Linked DNA regions of Homo sapiens: region 2 is linked to region 1. A link is a loop called in an ENCODE intact Hi-C map of the cell type or tissue named here. Cell type or tissue: CD4-positive, alpha-beta T cell. All regions are shown on one strand. Links, peaks and the distances in the headings refer to the core of each region. The heading gives the core; the rest is flanking DNA. Region 1 holds the start of ZNF207 (zinc finger protein 207). Region 2 holds the start of UTP6 (UTP6 small subunit processome component).

Region 1 (8,832 bases), core at 421-8,420:
TTTTAAATAGCCACATGTAACTAATGGCTGCAACAGTGAACAGCTGTGAGTCTAACATGTAGTAGGTTCTCTAACAATTTTTTTTTTTTTTTTTTTTTTTTTGGAGACAGAGTCTCTGTCACCCAGGCTGGAGTGCAGTGGCACAAACTCAGCTCACCGCAAACTCTGCCTCCCGGGTTCAAGTGATTCTCCTGTCTCAGCACCCGCCTCGCGCCCCCCGCCCCCAGCCCTCCCCCCGCCCCCGTAGCCAGGACTACATGTGCCTGCCACCATGCCCAGCTAATTTTTGGTATTTGTAGAGATGGGGTTTCACCACGTTGGTCAGGCTGGTCTTGAAACCCTGACCTCAGGTGATCCACCAGCCTCGGCCTCCCAAAGTGCTGGGATTACAGGCGTGAGCCACCACATCTGGTCAACATTTTAAAATGAATATTAAATTATTGTTAAAGTATCTGGAGTGAAAAGGATCTATATAAATTTATCTTTAAACCTGGAGAAATCACGTCTCCCTACCTCCCACCCATAGTAGTTTCCAATGATTTGGTATTTGCTCATCTCATATTTCTGTAAGGTCTAATTTAGCAAAAATTCAGACAGCTCTAGGACTAAGCAAAGTAGAATAATGTTGAATGAGACATGAAGGTACTTACTAGATCTTAAAAAATATAAATTACAATGCTCTCGCTATTTATTAAAAGAACTTTAAAAACCTAGAAATTATTGTCATTATTATTATTATTGAGACAGAGTCTCACCCTGTTGCCCAGGCTGGAATGCAGTGGCACCATCTCAGCTCACTGCAACCTCTGCCTCCAGGGTTCAAATGATTCTCTTGCCTCAGCCTCCCCAGTAGCCAGGATTACAGGCCCATGCCACCACACCCGGCTAATTTTTGTATCTTTAGTAGAGATGGGGTTTCACCATGTTGGTCAGGCTGTCTTGAACTCCTGACCTTGTGATCCGCCCACCTTGGCCTCCCAAAGCGCTGGGATTACAGGCGTGAGCCACCGCGCCCAGCCGAAACCTAGAAATTATTAAATGAAATACAATTCTGGGCTGGCACAATGGCTCATGCCCATAATCCCAGGGCTTTGGGAGAACGAGGCAGGAAGACGGCTAGAACCCAGGAATATGAGGCTGCAGTGAGCCATAACCATGTCACTGCAATCCAGCCTGGGCCACAGAGCAAGGCCATCTCTTAAAAACAAAAGCAAAAAGTACAATGCTGCCATTCCAAAAGAAGTCCAATAAATAAATTGCTGAAATTAGCCTAGCCCCAAGCTACAGATAATAACAGATCCTTCAATGGCAGTGAGTAATGACTGCTAATTAAGTATTAATTCTTAAGGCCAGACCACCTACAAAATCTAAATCGCTGATCCTTGTTCTCTGCTCCAAGTACTCAGGAAATATTTAGTGATTTCGATATGTTACCAATCTAACCTAGTAAGGTACTATCAAACTAAATACAAATACAAACCCTCTTTAAACATAAAAAGCCAGTTTTGTTTATTGTCTTGATGGCTATCGAACAAATTTTTTGTTTTTTTTAATGCTGATTGGCTATCTTATCTTTTGCAGTAAGTAAGTGAACAAAAAAAAAACAAAACTACAGTTGTCAGAGAAATAAATGATTATTCTTTCGGCCAGGCGCGGTGGCTCACGCCTGTAATCCCAGCACTCTGGGAGGCCCAGGTGGGTGGATCACCTGAGGTCAGGAGTTCGAGACCAGCCTGGCCAACATGGTGAAACCCCAGTCTCTACTAAAAATACAAAAAATTAGCCGGGCATGGTGGCGGCTGCCTGTAGTCCCAACTACTCCGGAGGCTGAGGCAGAAGAATAGCTTGAACCCGAGAGGCAGAGGTTGCAGTGGGCCGAGATTGCACCACTGCACTCCAGCTTGGGCGACAAGACCGAAACTCAAAAAAATAAAAAAGATTATTCTTTCAAGTTGTTTCCAAATCACAAGCGGACAATAAATACAGAAGAAAAATCCTTACCTGCATGCAATGAATAGCTAAGCCAGGTCCTGTATACAATTTCTTGTGACATATATGGCATTTAAAATGCTTTGCTTTTTGGTGCTGAATAAGGATCTTCTCATCATCAAAATCTCTATTACAATACCTGATCAATACTGTTAAGGCACAAAGACAGCCTAATGATGACACTGCCTATAATAAAAACATATGGATAACATTACAATATGGGAACAGCTAAAACCAAAATGGTACTGTATAGAAACTCTGCTTTTTATATTTATTACACAATTAGGGACTACACTTGCCATGTTATTTCAGTATTTTCAATTTCCTAGAAGGCCAGCTCTCTTCACCACCCCAAAAAACACATCTCAATAATCAGCAATATACTTTGTCAAATTCCTGTGTTTAACAGAGATGTCGGTGAAACTTTTGTTATAAATATTTCAACATTTACAAATGCACACTGAGGACAGGAAAGAGTTCAGTTAAGAAATCCCTAAGGTTCTGTCAAGACAATTACTTCACTAGATATGAAGACGATAGCAATAACTGGATTAGGAATTTAGCAATATTTAGAATCTAAGAGTAACTATATGGTGAACAATAATCACATAATTTCGAATGAACAATCCATAAAGTTGTTTCCAATTCCGTATGAATTTATGTTGCCAAGCAATGTATTTAAATTCACAGATCAATAAAATCAATAAAGCAGAATTCTTACATCAATAAAACAGAATTCTTACCTCACTACTCAGATTTTCCTAAAATCACATTACAAAATTCGTAACCGTATTTAAGCTATTTTTAAAACTGTTACATAAACGCAGTACTGTAACAAGCCGCCTTTACGTACAAAACAGTAAATAAAATCAATTTTAATGTAAAGAATATTAACGCTTCCAGAAAAAGCATTAATACCACACTGTAGTAAGAGTTTTCCTAATAAGATAGGCACTTTTTAGTCCTACAAAGTTGGGTAACAGAAACTCCGCCCTGTGAGAACGCTTCCTGAAGATTAAGGCGCCTCTGGGTGAGACACGGAAGCTAGTTCTCCTCCCGCCCCGAAAAGAAAAAAAAAAAAAAAAAGGTTCGAAACCAGGGTTGACTAACTTGGTTCTTTACTAAACCGCCAATTCGAAAAAATAAACACAAAACACACATAAAGTAAATAAAAACAGAAAAAGTGGGTGACAGACTGTGAAGCTGTCCCCAACCCTCCATGAAAGTAATAAGCCTATCGCACTCGAAGAAAAGTCCCTTGTTGAATCGTCACCAAAACAACGGAAGGTGGCTGAATAGTCCCTAGGGGACACTGTCCCTGGCGGAGGGGTCCAGGCCGCCTCCCGGAGTCCAAAATTCGCACCGAACAAGATCCTCCTGAGTCACAGAGTCACACGACCCACAACTGCAAAAGCCTGTCGACCTCGGAACCCCATTTTCCTAGAAGCCTTCCCAAGTCCAATCCCAGCCACCAGGCCACCCACGCAGACGCCTAAATACAAACGCTCCACGCCGTAAGCCAAATCCAGGCCTCCTAGTCCCAGGCCCCAACAACCGGCACCCCAACGCGACCTCGACTTCAAACCGACAAAGGATACCAGCACCACGGCTTCAGCTGCTTCTTCTTCTTGCGACCCATAACTGTGTTCTACCGGCAAAGTAAAAGGGAGGAGAAAAGAAGCAGGAGAAACGAGGCCAAAAATCCCTCACTTTCCCAACCCAACGGCTACCACCACGTCCCACAGGAAGCAGACACAAAATGGCCGACGGCCTCGTTCCCCGCTCCGCCTCCCGTCAAGCACTGCGGTAGGAGGCGGAGCCAAGAAGGGGAGGGTCACATGACGCAGACCTCCGCCCTGAGTGGGTGGGACTAAGAGGCGCGAAGAGGTGGCAGCCATCTTGTCCGTTTCAGAGTTTTTCGCTTTCGCTGGCTGTGCTTGCGGAGCACTTTGGGTTTCATTTGTAAAGGAGCCGGAGCCCCAGGTACGCTAAGGGGCATGCGAATGGAAAACAGAAAACAAAAAAACGGAAAAGATTGCCAGTGCAGTTAGGGCCGATCACAAATAAAGATAGAGACAGCGCCCAATTTTAATTTTGTTTCAATTGAACAGTAAATGTTGATTATGTGCCTATTAAATGCTAAACCAAATAAGTTAGTCTCTGCTTTGTAACTCGCAGATTGGTGACAGACGAGTACACAATGCAGAGTTCTCAGTGCGGCGTTGAGGGAAATGCGAAGTGCTGTAGGACCTCAGAGAGCGGGAGTCCTAGGGCGGCTGTAGTGGTAGTGGTCGTTGGGTTGTCAAGTAAAGTTTTGTTTTTCTTTGTTTTGTTTTATTTTTCTGAGACCAAGTCTCGCTCTGTCTCCCAGGCTGGAGTGCAGCGGCGCGATCTCTGCTCACTGCAACCTCCGTCTCCCGGGTTCAAGCGATTCTCCTACCTCAGCCTCCCGAGTAGCTGGGACTGCAGGCCCGCGCCACCAAGCCCGGCTAATTTTTGTATTTTTAGTAGAATGGGGTTTCACCATGTTAGCGAGGCTGGTCTCGAACTCCTGGGCTCAAGTGATCCGCCCGCCTCGGCCTCCCAAAGTGCTGGATTGCAGGCTTGAGCCGCTGCGCCCGACATAAGAAAGGTTTCTTGAGGAGTCAACGGGAGCAAGCAAGGTGAAGGAAAGGGTATCTCCGTAAGGGAGCAAAGAGTTTAAGTCTTTGAGGCTGGGCACGTGAAAAACTAATCGTGGTAAGACTGGAGCTGATAGCCGGGCGCGGTTGCTCACGCCAGTAATCCCAACACTATGGGCCAAGGCCGAGGCAGGCGGATCACTTGAGGTCAGGAGTTCGAGACCAGCCTGGCCGACATGGTGAAACCCTGTCTCTACTAAAAATACAAAAATTAGCCAGGCGTAGTGGCAGGCGCCTGTAACCTCAGCTACTCGGGAGAATGAGGCAGGAGAATCACTTGGACCTGGGAGGTGAAGGTTGCAGTGAGCCGAGATCTCGCCATTGCATTCCAGCCTGGGTGACAGAGTGAGACTCCGTCTCAAAAAAAAAAAAAAAAGACTGGAGCTGTCAGTGAAGGTGCTGGTCACAAGAGATAATCCTAGGGAGGCTAGCAAAGGCGGGTTCTGGCGAACCCTAGAAGCATTCTCAGAAGTTGGATTTCAGCTGAAGTCTCTGAGAAGGCACAGTGGTTCTAAGAGGGCAACTGGAGGATCATGCAAGTGAGAGGTGGTTAAAAGTCCAGTGCTTGGGTTCATAGTCCACCAGTGCCACTGCTTAGCTGCCTGACTTTGGGCAAGGCAGTTAAACTTCATCTTGGCTGCACTTAAAACAGAGCTTAGCATATAATAATAACTAGTAATGTAAATTATGTTACTATTAAAAGCAAAAAATAATAGCAGACATCCATGGAGCACCTACCGTGTGCCAAGCATTGTAGTGAGTTTTAACATTATTTGTCTCAGCCTCTGGGGTAGGAGCCATTATTGTCAACTTGTTAATAGAGATGAGATAAAAGAGACTTAAGAGAGCTGGAATAATTTGCCCCAAAACACAAAGTATGTGTGGAGCTGAATTAAATTTGAATTTTAAAGGATCAGTTTGGGCTGTGCGCAGTGGCTCACACCTGTAATCCCAGCACTGTGGGAGGCTGAGGCGGGTGGATCACCTGAGATCAGGAGTTGAAGACCAGCCTGGCCAACATGGTGAAACCCGGTCTTTACTAAAAATACCAAAAAAAAATTAGCCAGGCGTGGTGGGGCACGCCTGTAATCCCAGCTACTCCGGAGGCTGAGGCAGGAGAATCGCTTGAACCCGGGAGGCGGAGGCTGCAGTGAGCCGAGATCACTCTGCTGCACTCCAGTCCGGGCGACAGAGCAAGACTCTGTCTCAAAAAGAAAAAAAAAAAAAAAGTTCAGGCTGGGTGCAGTTGCTCAAGCCTGTAATTGCCGTGCTTTGGGAGACTGAGGCAAGAGGGTGGCTTGAGGCCAGGAGTGTGAGACCAACCTGGGCACCATAGTGAGACCATCTCTATGAAAAAATAAATTGAAAAATGAAAAAGTTTAAAACCGTATTGCAATGTGCTGAATATCCCCCCAACTGCTTGAAACGTAATCACCAATGTGATAGCATTAAGAGTTGGGACCTTTAGCAGGTGATTAAATCATGAGTAAACTGGGTGGGGGGGGATTAGTGATTTTATTAAAGTGCTGGAAGGAACTAAACTCTACTCTCTCTTGCCTCAACCAAATGAGGATGCAGCAAGAATGCCCTCATCAGACACTGAGTATTAGTGCCTTGATCTTGGATTTCCAAATTTCCAGACTATAAGAAAATATAATTCAGTGGGTGTGGTGGTGGCTCACCCCTGTAATCCCAACACTTTGGGAGGCTGAGGTAGGTGGATCACCTGAGGTCAGGAGTTCGAGACCAGCCTGGCCAACATGATGAAACCCTGTCTCTACTAAAAAATACAAAAAAAATAGCTGAGTGTGGTGGCGGGCGCCTGTAATCCCAGCTACTCTGGAGGCTGAGGCAGGAGAATCACTTGAACCCAGGAGGCGGAGGTTGTAGTGAGCCGAGATTGCGCCATTGCACTCCAGCCTGTGCAATAAGAGTGAAACTCCATCTCGGGGGAAAAAAAAGAAAGAAAAGAAATAAAATTCTGGCCAGGTGTGGTGGCTCATGCCTGTAATCCCAGCACTTTGGGAGGCCGATGTGGGTTGATCACCTGAGATCAAGAGTTCGAGACCAGCCTTGCCAACATGGCAAAATCCTGTCTCTACTGAAAATACAAAAATTAGCTGGGCATTGTGGTGGGTGCCTGTCATCCCAGCTACTCAGGAGGCTGAGACAGTAGAACCCAGGCTGAGGCTTGAACCTGGCAGGTGGAGGTTGCAGTGAGCTGAGATTGTGCCACTGTACTCCAGCCTTGGTGTCAGAGTGAGACTCCAGCTCCAAAAAAAAAAAGAAAGAAAGAAATACAATTCTGTTATTCATAAATTCCCCAGTCTGTGGTGTTTGTTACAGCACCATAAACAGATTAAAACACTTTTACTATGAAAGCAATAAGCAATAAAATATTGCTGTTAGTTGGGAGGCTTAGGCAGGCGGATCACCTGAGGTCAAGAGATTGAGACCATCCTGGCCAACATGGTGAAACCCTGTCTCTGCTAAAAATACAAAAATTAGCTGGGCCTAGTGGCGTGTGCCTGTAGTTCCAGCTACTCGGGAGGCTGAGGCAGGAGAATCGCTTGAACCTGGGAGGCAGAGGTTGCAGTGAGCCGAGATCGTGCCACTGCACTCCAGCCTGGCAACAGAGCGAGACTGCGTCTCAAAAAAAAACAAAAAAAAATTGCTGTTAGAAATTAAAGAAGGCCTGGTGCGCTAGCCCATTCCTGTAATCCCAGTACCTTGGGAGGCTGAGGTGGGAGAATCACTTGAAGCCAGAAGTTTAAGGCGAGCCTGGGCAACAAAGCAATATCCTGTCTCTATGAAAAAATTAAAAATTAGCTGGGTTTCGGTGGCCCAGGCTGGTAGTGTGCAGTGGTGCAATCGTAGCACACTGCAGCCTTGATCTCCTGGGCTCAATGGATCCTCCCACCTCAGCCCACGGAGTAGCAGGGACTACAGGGCCATGCCACCATGCCTTGCTAATTTTTGTGTTTTTTGTAGAGGTAAGGTCTCGCTTTGTTGTCCAGGCTGGTCTTGAACTCCTGGGCTCAAGTGATCCTCCTGCCTTAGCTTCTAAGTGTTAAGATTAACAAGCGTGAGCCACCATGCTGTGCCTCTCGTTGTAGTGAGTTTATAGATAAGCAAGGGGAGGAGGCTAGAATGATCCATGCGGCCATGGATTAGAGCTGGAGACACCAGAATGAACTCGTGTTTATTTTAAAATAGATACATAGAGAAATATTTATGGATATGTGTATATACTAAAGTTAGTATAGATACATATATCAGCTGAGAGGGCCTAGAAGCAATAATGTCCCATATCAAGCATACTTTGTCCAGAGATCTTGGTTTGTAATACCATTCTCCAGTAAAAGCAACCTGAGGTCCTTGGAGAAATGGTTGATTCGGACCAGGCACGGTGGCTCATGCCTGTAATCCCAGCACTTTGGGAAGCCGAAGAGGGCAGATCACGAGGTCAGGAGTTCAAGACCAGCCTGACGAACATGGGGATTCTGCTGCCTCAGACTCCCGAGTAGCTGGGACTACAGGCATGCGCCACCACGCCCGCCTAATTCTTATATTTTTAGTAGAGACAGGGTTTCACCATGTTGGCCAGGGTGGTCTCAATCTCCTGACCTTGTGATCTGCCTGCCTCAGCCTTCCAAAGTGCTGGGATTACAGGTGTGAGCCACCGCGCCCGGCCAGGGGAATTCTTTTCAACCTAGAATTCGATGTCCAATCATATCAATCTAAAATTCTATTTCTTTTTTCCCCCCTGAGATGGAGTCTTACTCTGTTGCCCAGGCTGGAGAGCAGTGGCATGATCTTGGCTCACTGCAACCTCTGCCTCCCAGGTTCAAGTGATTCTTCTGCCTCAGCCTTCTGAGTAGCTGGGATCACAGGCGTGCACCACCAGGCCTGGCTAATTTTTGTGTTTTTAATAGAGACGGGGTTTCACCATGTTGGCCAGGCTGGTCTCGAACTCCTGACCTTGTGATCCGCCTGCCTCAGCCTCCCAAAGTGCTGGGATTACAGGTGTGTGCCACCATGCCTGGCCCCTAAAATTCTATTTCTAAGGAATATCCAATCAAATGTGAAAATACAATAAAGACGTGAGGATATATTTTCAGACATGCAAGAGCTTAAAAATTATTTTATATATACCCTTTCT
Region 2 (8,832 bases), core at 509-8,508, 450 kb after region 1:
CATAGTAGCTGGGCACACAATAAGCCCTACATAATGACAGCTTTTTTTTTTTTTTTTGAGACAGAGTCATGGGGTTTCACCATGCTGGCCATGCTGGTCTTGAACTTCTGACATTGTGATCTGCCAACCTTGGCCTCCCAAAGTGCTGGGATTACAGGCGTGAGCCACTGCGCCGGGCCAATGACAGCTATTATTATGAGATGCAGAAGTGAAAAGAAGGCTTTGTCATTTCTGTCATAATAATTCTTTTTTTTTTTGAGACAGATTCTCATTCTGTTGCCCAGGCTGGAGTGTAGTGGCACGATCTCGACTCACTGCAGTCTCTGCCTCCCGGGTTCAAGCGATTCTTGTGCTTTAGCCTCCCAAGTATTTTTTTTTTTTTTTGAGACGGAGTCTCGCTCTGTCTCCCAGGCTGGAGTGTAGTGGTGTGATCATGGCTCACTACAACTTCCGCCACCCAGGTTCTAGCAATTTTCCTGCCTCAGCCTCCAGAGTAGCTGGGATTCCCGCCACCATGTCTAGCTAATTTTTGTATTTTTAGTGGGGGGGTATTTCACCATGTTGGCCATGCTGGTTGTGAACTCCTGACCTCAGGTGATCCACCTGCCTTGGCCTCCAAAACATCATAATAATTCTTTCTTTTTTGGGACAGAGTGTCGGTCTGTCACCCAGGCTGGAGTGCAGTGGCGTGATCTTGGCTCACTGCAACCTCCATCTCCCGGGTTCAAGCGATTCTCCTGCCTCAGCCTCCCGAGTAGCTGGGACTACAGGCACGCACCACCATGCCCGGCTAATTTTTGTATTTTTGGTAGAGACGGAGGTTTCACCATGTTGGCCAGGCTGGTCTCGAACTCCTGACCTTGTGATCCACCCACCTCGGCCTCCCAAAGTGCTGGGATTACAGATGTGAGCCACTGCGCCTGGCCCATCATAATAATTCTTGAAGGTAAATATAAAAGCTAGGCAGGGCGGGGTGGCTCACATCCCAGCACTTTGGGAGGTGGAGGCGGGTGGATCGATCACAAGGTCAGGAGTTCCAGACCAGCCTGGCCAACATGGTGAAACCCCGTCTCTACCAAAAATACAAAAATTAGCTGGGCGTGGTGGCGTGCGCCTGTAGTCCCAGCTACTCAGGTGGCTGAGGCAGGAGAATCGTTTAAACGGGAAGGCGGGGGTTGCAGTGAGCCGAGATCATGCCACTGCCCTCCAGCCTGGGCAACAAACTGACACTCCGTCTCAACAACAACAACAACAACAACAACAAGAATATATACATAAACGCTAAATTTTGGCCAGGCGTGGTGGCTCATGCCTGTAATCCCAGCACTTTGGGAGGCCGAGGTGGGCGGATCACCTGAGGTTAGGAGTTCGAGACCAGCTTAGCCAACATAGTGAAACTCCGTCTCTACTAAAAAGACAATAATTAGCTGGTCGTGGTGGTGGGCGCCTGTAATCCCAGCTACTCGGGAGGCTGAGGCAGGAGAATCACTAGAATCTGGGAGGCTGAGGTTGCAGTGAGCCAAGATCACGCCACTACACTCCAGCCTGGGCAACAAGAGCAAAACTCCATCTCAAAAAAAAAAAAGCTAAATTTCAAAATAAGGGAGGATCGCTGGGCGTGCTGGCTTATGCCTGTAATCCCAGAATTTTGAGAAGGGGAAACAAGATGATCACTTGAGGCCAGGAGTTCAAGACCATGGTGACAATACAGTGAGACCCTGTCTCTATTTACAAAAACAAAAACACCATCCTCGGCAACATAGTGAGACCCCTGTCTCTACAAAAAAGAAAAAAGGAAAATTAGCCAGGTGCGGTGGGGCACACATGTAGTCCCAGCTACTTGGGAGGCGGGGGTGGGAGCATTGCTGGAGCTCAGGAGGTTGAGGCTGCAGTGAGCTGTGGTCACACCACTGCACTCCAGCCTGGGTAATATAGTAAGACCCTGTCTCAAAACAAAACAAAAACGTAATTAGGCCGGGCATGGTGGCTCACGCCTGTCATCCCAGCTACTCGGGGGATCGCTTGAACCCAGGAGGTGGAGGTTGCAGTGAGCCGAGAGCGCACCACTGCACTCCCCATTAGGCAACAGAGAGAGGCCACCAGGCCCAGCTAATTTTTTTGTATTTTTAGTGGAGACGGGGTTTCTCCATGTTGGCCACGCTGGTCTTGAATTCCTGACCTCAGGTTATCCGTGGCCTCGGCCTCCCAAAGTGCTGTGATGACAGGTGTGAGCCACAGTGCCTGGCCAGCGAGGCTCGGTCTTAAAAAGAACAACAAAACAAAACAAAACAATATAAAGGAGGAGCGTATTTATAGTTAGTTTGATTTAAAAATTGGGCGGGCGCGTTGGCTCACGCCTGGAGTCCCAGCACTTTGGGATGCTGAGGCGGGTGGATCATGAGGTCAGGAGATTGAGACCATCCTGGCCAACATGATGAAAACCTGTATGTACGAAAAACACAAAAATTAATTGGGTGTGGTGGCACGTGCCTGTAGTCCCAGCTACTCGGGCGGCTGAGGCAGGAGAATCCTTTGAACCAGGGGAGTCGAGGTTGTGGTGAGCCGAGATCGCGCCACTGCACTCCAGCCTGGTGACAGAGCGAGACTCTGTCTCTAAATAAATAAATAAAATAAAATAAAATAAAAATCATGGTTAATTTATGAAGGTCTCTATCAAATTTACTTTGAAATGATTACAGTCTGTCATAACTTGCTGACTTCCTTGTACCTAAAGAAATTTAGCAAGTACCTTTTCTTAGTGTCATGCATTTATTAACTGAGTACTTATTATATGGTAGGCACTGCTATAAGCTGTAGAGTATCTAGCCAGTCAAAAAGGAAAAAATTCCCTGCCCATATGGAGTTTACTATCTAGTGTCATCTCCACTCTTACTGTTAACACAGCCCCAGAGATTTTACTTTTACAAATAAATTCTATCTTTGTCTTACATTCGTGATTTCCTTCCACTTCTGACATGTCTTACAGCTGAAGGATTCAAGAAATGGTGTAGCACAAGCCAACCCTCGTCTCAGTTCTGAGATGAGTGGGTAAAATGTGAAAGGAAAGAAAGAAATGCAAGGCACAGAGGTGGAACATGGTTTTGCTGAGCCCATTCTCCTTTCATAAATCACACACAGGATCCAGGTGCTAATGTGAATGTTGAAATAAGCAGATTTAGCAAGAACTGCTGCTTTGGCTTTTTTATATCCAGAACTAAAAAAGAACTGAACCATGTAGTTATCATTTGAGGTTTACTAACTATACCAGCAATATTGCCTCCAAGCTGTGTTGCCTGGTGTTTCTCTTAGAAATGCTAAGTTGCTTGGGCAATGGTTTAAGGAGGGTGTCTATACCTTAGTGATTTATTTTGGTAATTCTCAAACTTTTCAATACAAAAATCTCCTTTTCTAAAAAGAATTTATAGTGTCTGATATTCACCTAGGGACATATATTTTGAAAGCTATTGCTTACAAAGACAGGATATTGATTTAAATAATAAACAATTCTATTTTATTTATTTATTTATTTAGAGACGGAGTTTCACTCTTGTTGCCCAAGCTGGAGTGCAATGGCGCGATCTCGGCCTCCCAGGTTCAAGCGATTCTCCTGCCTCAGCCTCCCGAGTAGCTGGGATTACAGGCGCGTGCCAGCACGCCCAGTTAATTTTTTTGCATTTTTAGTAGAAACGGGGTTTCATCATGTTAGCCAGGATGGTCTCGAACTCCTGACTTCAGGTGATCTGCCCGCCTCGGCCTCCTAAACTGCTGGGATTACAGGCATGAGCCACCGCGACCGGCTTTCAAAAATGTTTAATTGTACAATATCCTCCTCCTTTGCTTTTTTTTTTGTTGTTGTTCTTGGTGTTGGGAAGTCAGGACGTGGGATGGGAGACAATATTCTGAAGAAAATGCATCTCGTGTCCCTTTCAGGCTTGAGCAGCCCACCTCTCTACACCTGGAGGCGCTTTTCCTGATGGCTGTCCAAGTCTAGCGGCGCGCGCACTTAACCCCTCCCTCCCGTCTAGCCCCGCCCCTCAACTCCTGTCCGCTAGAGTCGTCCTGCCCAAGACCAGGGCGGGTTCTCGCTGCAATCCCACAATCGGCCACAGGGAGGGGACGGTGGCTGTAGAAGCCGAAGGGCCTTCCCCTAAGTAGGAGGTGGCGGAAGCGGAAAAGGCGGGACCTAGGGAGCACGTTACGTCCGGACGCGTCGGTGGTAGGGCTGGGTCTCCGAACCTGAAACCGGGAGCTTCCTGCTCGTGTTCGCTGTTGAGAAGCTACCCGCGGGGTTGTAGACCTCGGACCTCATGGCAGAGATAATTCAGGAACGCATAGAAGATCGGCTCCCGGAATTGGAACAGCTGGAGCGCATTGGACTGTTCAGTCATGCGGAGATTAAGTGAGAGAGGGTTGGGGAGAGGGAAGAGCTGAGGCGGCCTGAGGGGAGGTTGGGAGTGTGTGGCAGGGGCTAGATGTGGGGACGCTCGACCTGTGTTTACTTTTCCTAACGTGGTGGAAGCCCATTTCTCGTTTTCGGTGATGTCCAGAATTAATTTTTCATTCGTTGCAAGGTAATCCGTCCGTCTACTTACCCATCAGACGTTTTGACAGCCCTTCATGGAGCCGGGTCTTAGGGCTGTAAAGGTGATAAACCCAGGATTCCTGCTCATTAGGAGCTAATTGGGCAGAGTGTGGTGGGGGAGACAGACAAATTAAATATTTTGATAACAGTGTACTGTAAGTTGATTGTAGTACCTTGTACTGCTGTAGGGATGGGAACAGAGTGCTGTGAGAGCCCAGGGGGAGTGGATAAATTCCTAACTAGACTTGAAGGTGGGGACCATTGAAATCAGTTTCATATGCTACTCCAGAGCCTAACTACAGCGCCTGGCACATGGTAGACATTCAGTAGCGTGTTAAAATTATGTTTAATAGTTTTTAATGGTTTCTGTGACTGTTGCTTTGTTTTGCAACGTCTGAATGTAGTAATGTGACTCAGAGCTTCAAAGTAAGCATTCGTTAATGAAACACAAAACAAAGCAGTGTGGACGCTTAGAAAGTGCTCAGTTAAGGTTAATGTTACCATTACTAAAGACACCTGTCTTGCACATCTTGCATTAAATTCTCCTAATATATATTTGTCATATGTTCATTCCTTAGCTAAGGACTCTGAATCTTCTCCCGTAAGTCCTTCGTAGTAATAAGTCTTTTAAGGCAGACGCAATTTAGATTTTTAAAAAAATTTACATGTTGAGAACTCAGAAATAAGAGGAATTTCGGAAAGAAATTTATTATTAAAATTTAAGTGACCTGAACTTGGAGTAAAAGAAGTCTTTATTAATACCAGCCAGGCGCTGTGGCTCACGCCTGTAATCCCAGCACTTTGGGAGGCCGAGGTGGGTGGATCACGAGGTCAGGAGTTCGAGACCAGCCTGGCCAATATGGTGAAACCCCGTCTCTACTAAAAATACAAAAATTAGCTGAGCGTGGTGGTGAGCGCCTGTAGTCCCAGCTACTCGGGAGTCTGAGGCAGGAGAATCGCTTGAACTCGGGAGGCCGAGGTTGTAGTGAGCCAAGATCATGCCACTGCACTCCAGCCTGGGCGACAGAGCGAGAAAAAAACAAACAAAAAAAACACCATACATAAATGGTATAAAGTTCTTAATTGTATTTGCTTTGCTGGTGGGAATGTCATTGGTTTTGGGAGTTGATTAAGATGATTTTCCTGAAAGTTTAAAAATGAACCCTTAAGAACACAAAAGTAATTGTGTAAGAGAATACTTTTTTTTTTTGAGATGGAGTCTTGCTCTGTCGCCAGGCCAGAGGGCAGTGGCGCGATCTCGGCTTACTGCAACCTCCGCCTTCCAGGTTCAAGCAATTTTCCTGCCTCAGTCTCCCGAGTAGCTGGGACTACAGGCACGCACCACCACGCCCAGCTAATTTTTGTATTTTTAGTAGAGATGCAGTTTTACCATGTTGACCAGGGTGGTCTCAGTCTCTTGACCTCTTGATCTACCCGCCTCAGCCTCCCAAAGTGCTGGGATTCCAGGCATGAGCCACTGTGTCCGGCCGATAATACTTTCTTATGAAAGATAACTCTAGGAATTTCGTATTTTGAAAAACATGTTTTAAATATATTCAAAATAAACTTAAACGTTTAATTTTTGCAGTTTTCAAGTGAAGTTTAAATGGCTTTCTCCTCAGGGCTATCATTAAGAAGGCTTCCGATCTAGAGTACAAAATCCAGAGAAGAACCCTTTTCAAGGAAGACTTTATCAATTATGTTCAAGTAAGTGTGTAATTAATAATTTCTTTCTTTTTTTCTTTTTTGTTTTTTGGTGAGATGGCATCTCACTCTGTCACCCAGGTTGGAGTGCAGTGGTGTGAATGGTGTGATCTCTGCTCACTGCAACCTCTGCCCTCCAGGCTCAAGCGATTCTCCTACCTCAGCCTCCTGGGTAGCTGGGACCATAGATGCATGCCACCATGCCTGGCTAATTTTTTGGTAGAGACTGGGTTTTGCCACATTGCCCAGGCTGATCTCAAGGGATCCACCCACCTTGGCCTCTCAAAGTGCTGGGCTTACAGGTGTGAACCACAGTGCCCGGCCAATAATTAATAATTTCATTACTTTTTTTTGAGGCAGGGGCTCGCCTTTCACCCAGGCTGAAGTGCAGTGGTGCCATCATGGCTCAGTGTAGCTTCCACCTCCTGAGCTGAAGCCATCCTCCCACCTCAGCCTCTGGAGTAGCTGGGACTACAGGTGTGTGCCAGTATGGCTGGCTAGCTTTTGTGTTTTTTGTAGAGACAGGGTTTCGGCATGTTGCCCACGCCCAAAATGCTGGGATTACAAGTGTTTGTGAGCCACCGGGCCCAGCCTTACTTTTTTTATTTTTGTTTTTGAGACAAGAGTCTTGCTCTGTCACCCAGGCTGGAGTGCAGTGGCGCGATCTTGGCTCACTGCAACCACTGCCTTCCGGGTTCTAGTGATTCTCAAGTCTCATCCTCCTCAGTAACTGGGATTACAGGCGTATGGCACCGCACCCAGCTACTTTTAGTAGAGACTGGGTTTTGCCATGTTGGCTAGGCTGGTCTCGAACTCCTGGCCTCAAGCAATCCACCAGCATCGGCCTCCCAAAGCGAGTGCTATGATTACAGGCATGAGGCATCATGCTCGGTCCTAGCCTTACTTTTTAATCCCTTCACAAATTGATTGATTGGTTGATTAATTGAAATAGAGTCTCTCTGTGTCACCCAGGCTGGAGTGCAGTTGCACAGTCTCTGCTCACGCTCACCGCAACCTCCGCCTCCTGGGTTCAAGTGATTCTCCTGCCTCAGCCTCCCATTCCTTCACAAATTTAAAATCAGTTCTAGAATGATGAGCTTAACATCAAATTTTTTTTTTTTTTGAGATGGAGTTTCACTCTTATTGCCCAGGCTGGAGTGCAGTGGTGCGATCTCGGCTCACTGCAACCTCCGCTTCCTGGGTTCAAGCAGTTATCTGCCTCAGCCTCCTGAGTAGCTGGGATTACAGGTGCCCACAACCACGCCAGGCTAATTTTTGTAGAGACAGCGTTTCACCATCTTGACCAGGCTGGTCTTGAACTCCTGACCTGGTGATCCACCCGCCTCGGCCTCCCAAAGTGCTGGAATTACAGGCATGAGCCACCACGCCCGGCCAACATCAGTTTTTTAAAAAAATTAAAAGAATTCCAGAAACGTTCATTAGATAGATATTTCTGAACAGGAGTAGCATTGGGAGTAGCATTACTCCACTAAGACTGTAGTCCTGGCCAAACTGAACTTACTTTTCCCCTCCTCTTTCTCTCTTGTCGTTTTCTTTCTTTTTTTTTTCTACTGGGTTTGTAGATCAGAGATTGTCAGAGACATAGTGTGTATCAGGACTTCAGCAAGAGATTTGCCTCTTGGTGAGCAAGATAGAGGAGAGTGAATGTGATGAGTGTAGAGAATTGAAAAGTTACTGCTTGTTTATCTATTGTCTGTCCACTTGGAAAGAGGTGTACTGCAAGATTTTTTCATCTTGTAAATGCATGGAAGGTTTGAATAAAGAAAAATTATGTCAGACCAATTTTCCAGTGGGGGAGAATAGCTAATATGTTGGATGACGGAATCAGGATTCAGAAAGAACCAATAACAAGATCACATGTTTATAAGACTAGAAGTTTTGGTTGGGCATGGTGGCTCATGCTGTAATACCAGCACTTTGGGAGGCTGAGGCAGGCAGATCACCTGTGGTCAGGAGTTCGAGACCAGCCTGGCCAACATGGTGAAACCCCCATCTCTACTAAAAATACAAAAATTAGCCGGGTGTGGTGTTGGGTGCCTGTAATCCTAGCTACTCAGGGGCTGAGGCAGGAGAATTGCTTGAACCCAGGAGGTGGAGGTTGCAGTGAGCCAAGATTGTGCCATTGCACTCCCAGCCTGGGAGACAAGAGCGAAACTCCATCTCAAAAAAAAAAAAAAAAAAAAAGACTAGAAGTTTTGAGCTTAGATTTAAAAAGACAAAAGACAGCCGAACAAACAATATATGAACCTTGGCTAAGCTATTGTTTTTGGAAGAGGTCCTATGAGTAGATTGCTCACTCAAAATGAGCCAAGACCATATTATGTCAAAAATAGATTTTTTTTTTTCCAAATAATACACTCACTCTTGCCCAGGCTGGAGTGCAATGGTGCGAGCACTCATTGCAGCCTCGAACTTCTAGGCTCAGATGATCCTCCTGCCTCAGCCTCCCAAGTAGGTAGGACTACAGGCTTGTGCCAGATGGCTGGCTAATTTTCTTATTTTTTGTAGAGATAGGGTCTCCTTAT

The links. Hi-C counts contacts between places; a loop is a spot of excess contacts. Peaks named below come from ENCODE experiments on the same cell type or tissue, not always from the same donor. Only the 100,000 strongest peaks of a DNase experiment are listed, where the experiment ranks them.
Region 2: it touches region 1 in a loop (15-fold over the local background); 3 of 110 quality-filtered maps call a loop at or near these places.

Annotation. Positions count from the first base shown.
Region 1 is chr17:32,345,082-32,353,913 of GRCh38, reverse strand. It overlaps ZNF207 (zinc finger protein 207), which reads right to left and starts at 3,757. Exons shown (of 12, transcript NM_001098507.2): 1 at 3,588-3,757; 2 at 2,002-2,128. The coding sequence starts at 3,628. MIR632 (microRNA 632) reads right to left here and starts at 3,805; the gene lies at 3,712-3,805. It also overlaps a transcript of C17orf75 not described here. RefSeq lists enhancers at 991-1,500, 3,668-4,017, 4,188-4,307 and a silencer at 7,316-7,497. In CD4-positive, alpha-beta T cell, for the core only: no CTCF peak of the experiment used is centred there; DNase peaks (open chromatin) are centred at 3,013, 3,323, 3,823 and 4,653; H3K4me3 peaks cover 3,921 bases; H3K27ac peaks cover 1,683 bases.
Region 2 is chr17:31,897,103-31,905,934 of GRCh38, reverse strand. It overlaps UTP6 (UTP6 small subunit processome component), which reads left to right and starts at 4,227. Exons shown (of 19, transcript NM_018428.3): 1 at 4,227-4,399; 2 at 6,205-6,289. The coding sequence starts at 4,308. RefSeq lists enhancers at 4,233-4,282, 3,968-4,559, 4,603-4,752. In CD4-positive, alpha-beta T cell, for the core only: CTCF peaks have their summits at 3,883 and 4,083; a DNase peak (open chromatin) is centred at 4,124; H3K4me3 peaks cover 1,509 bases; H3K27ac peaks cover 904 bases.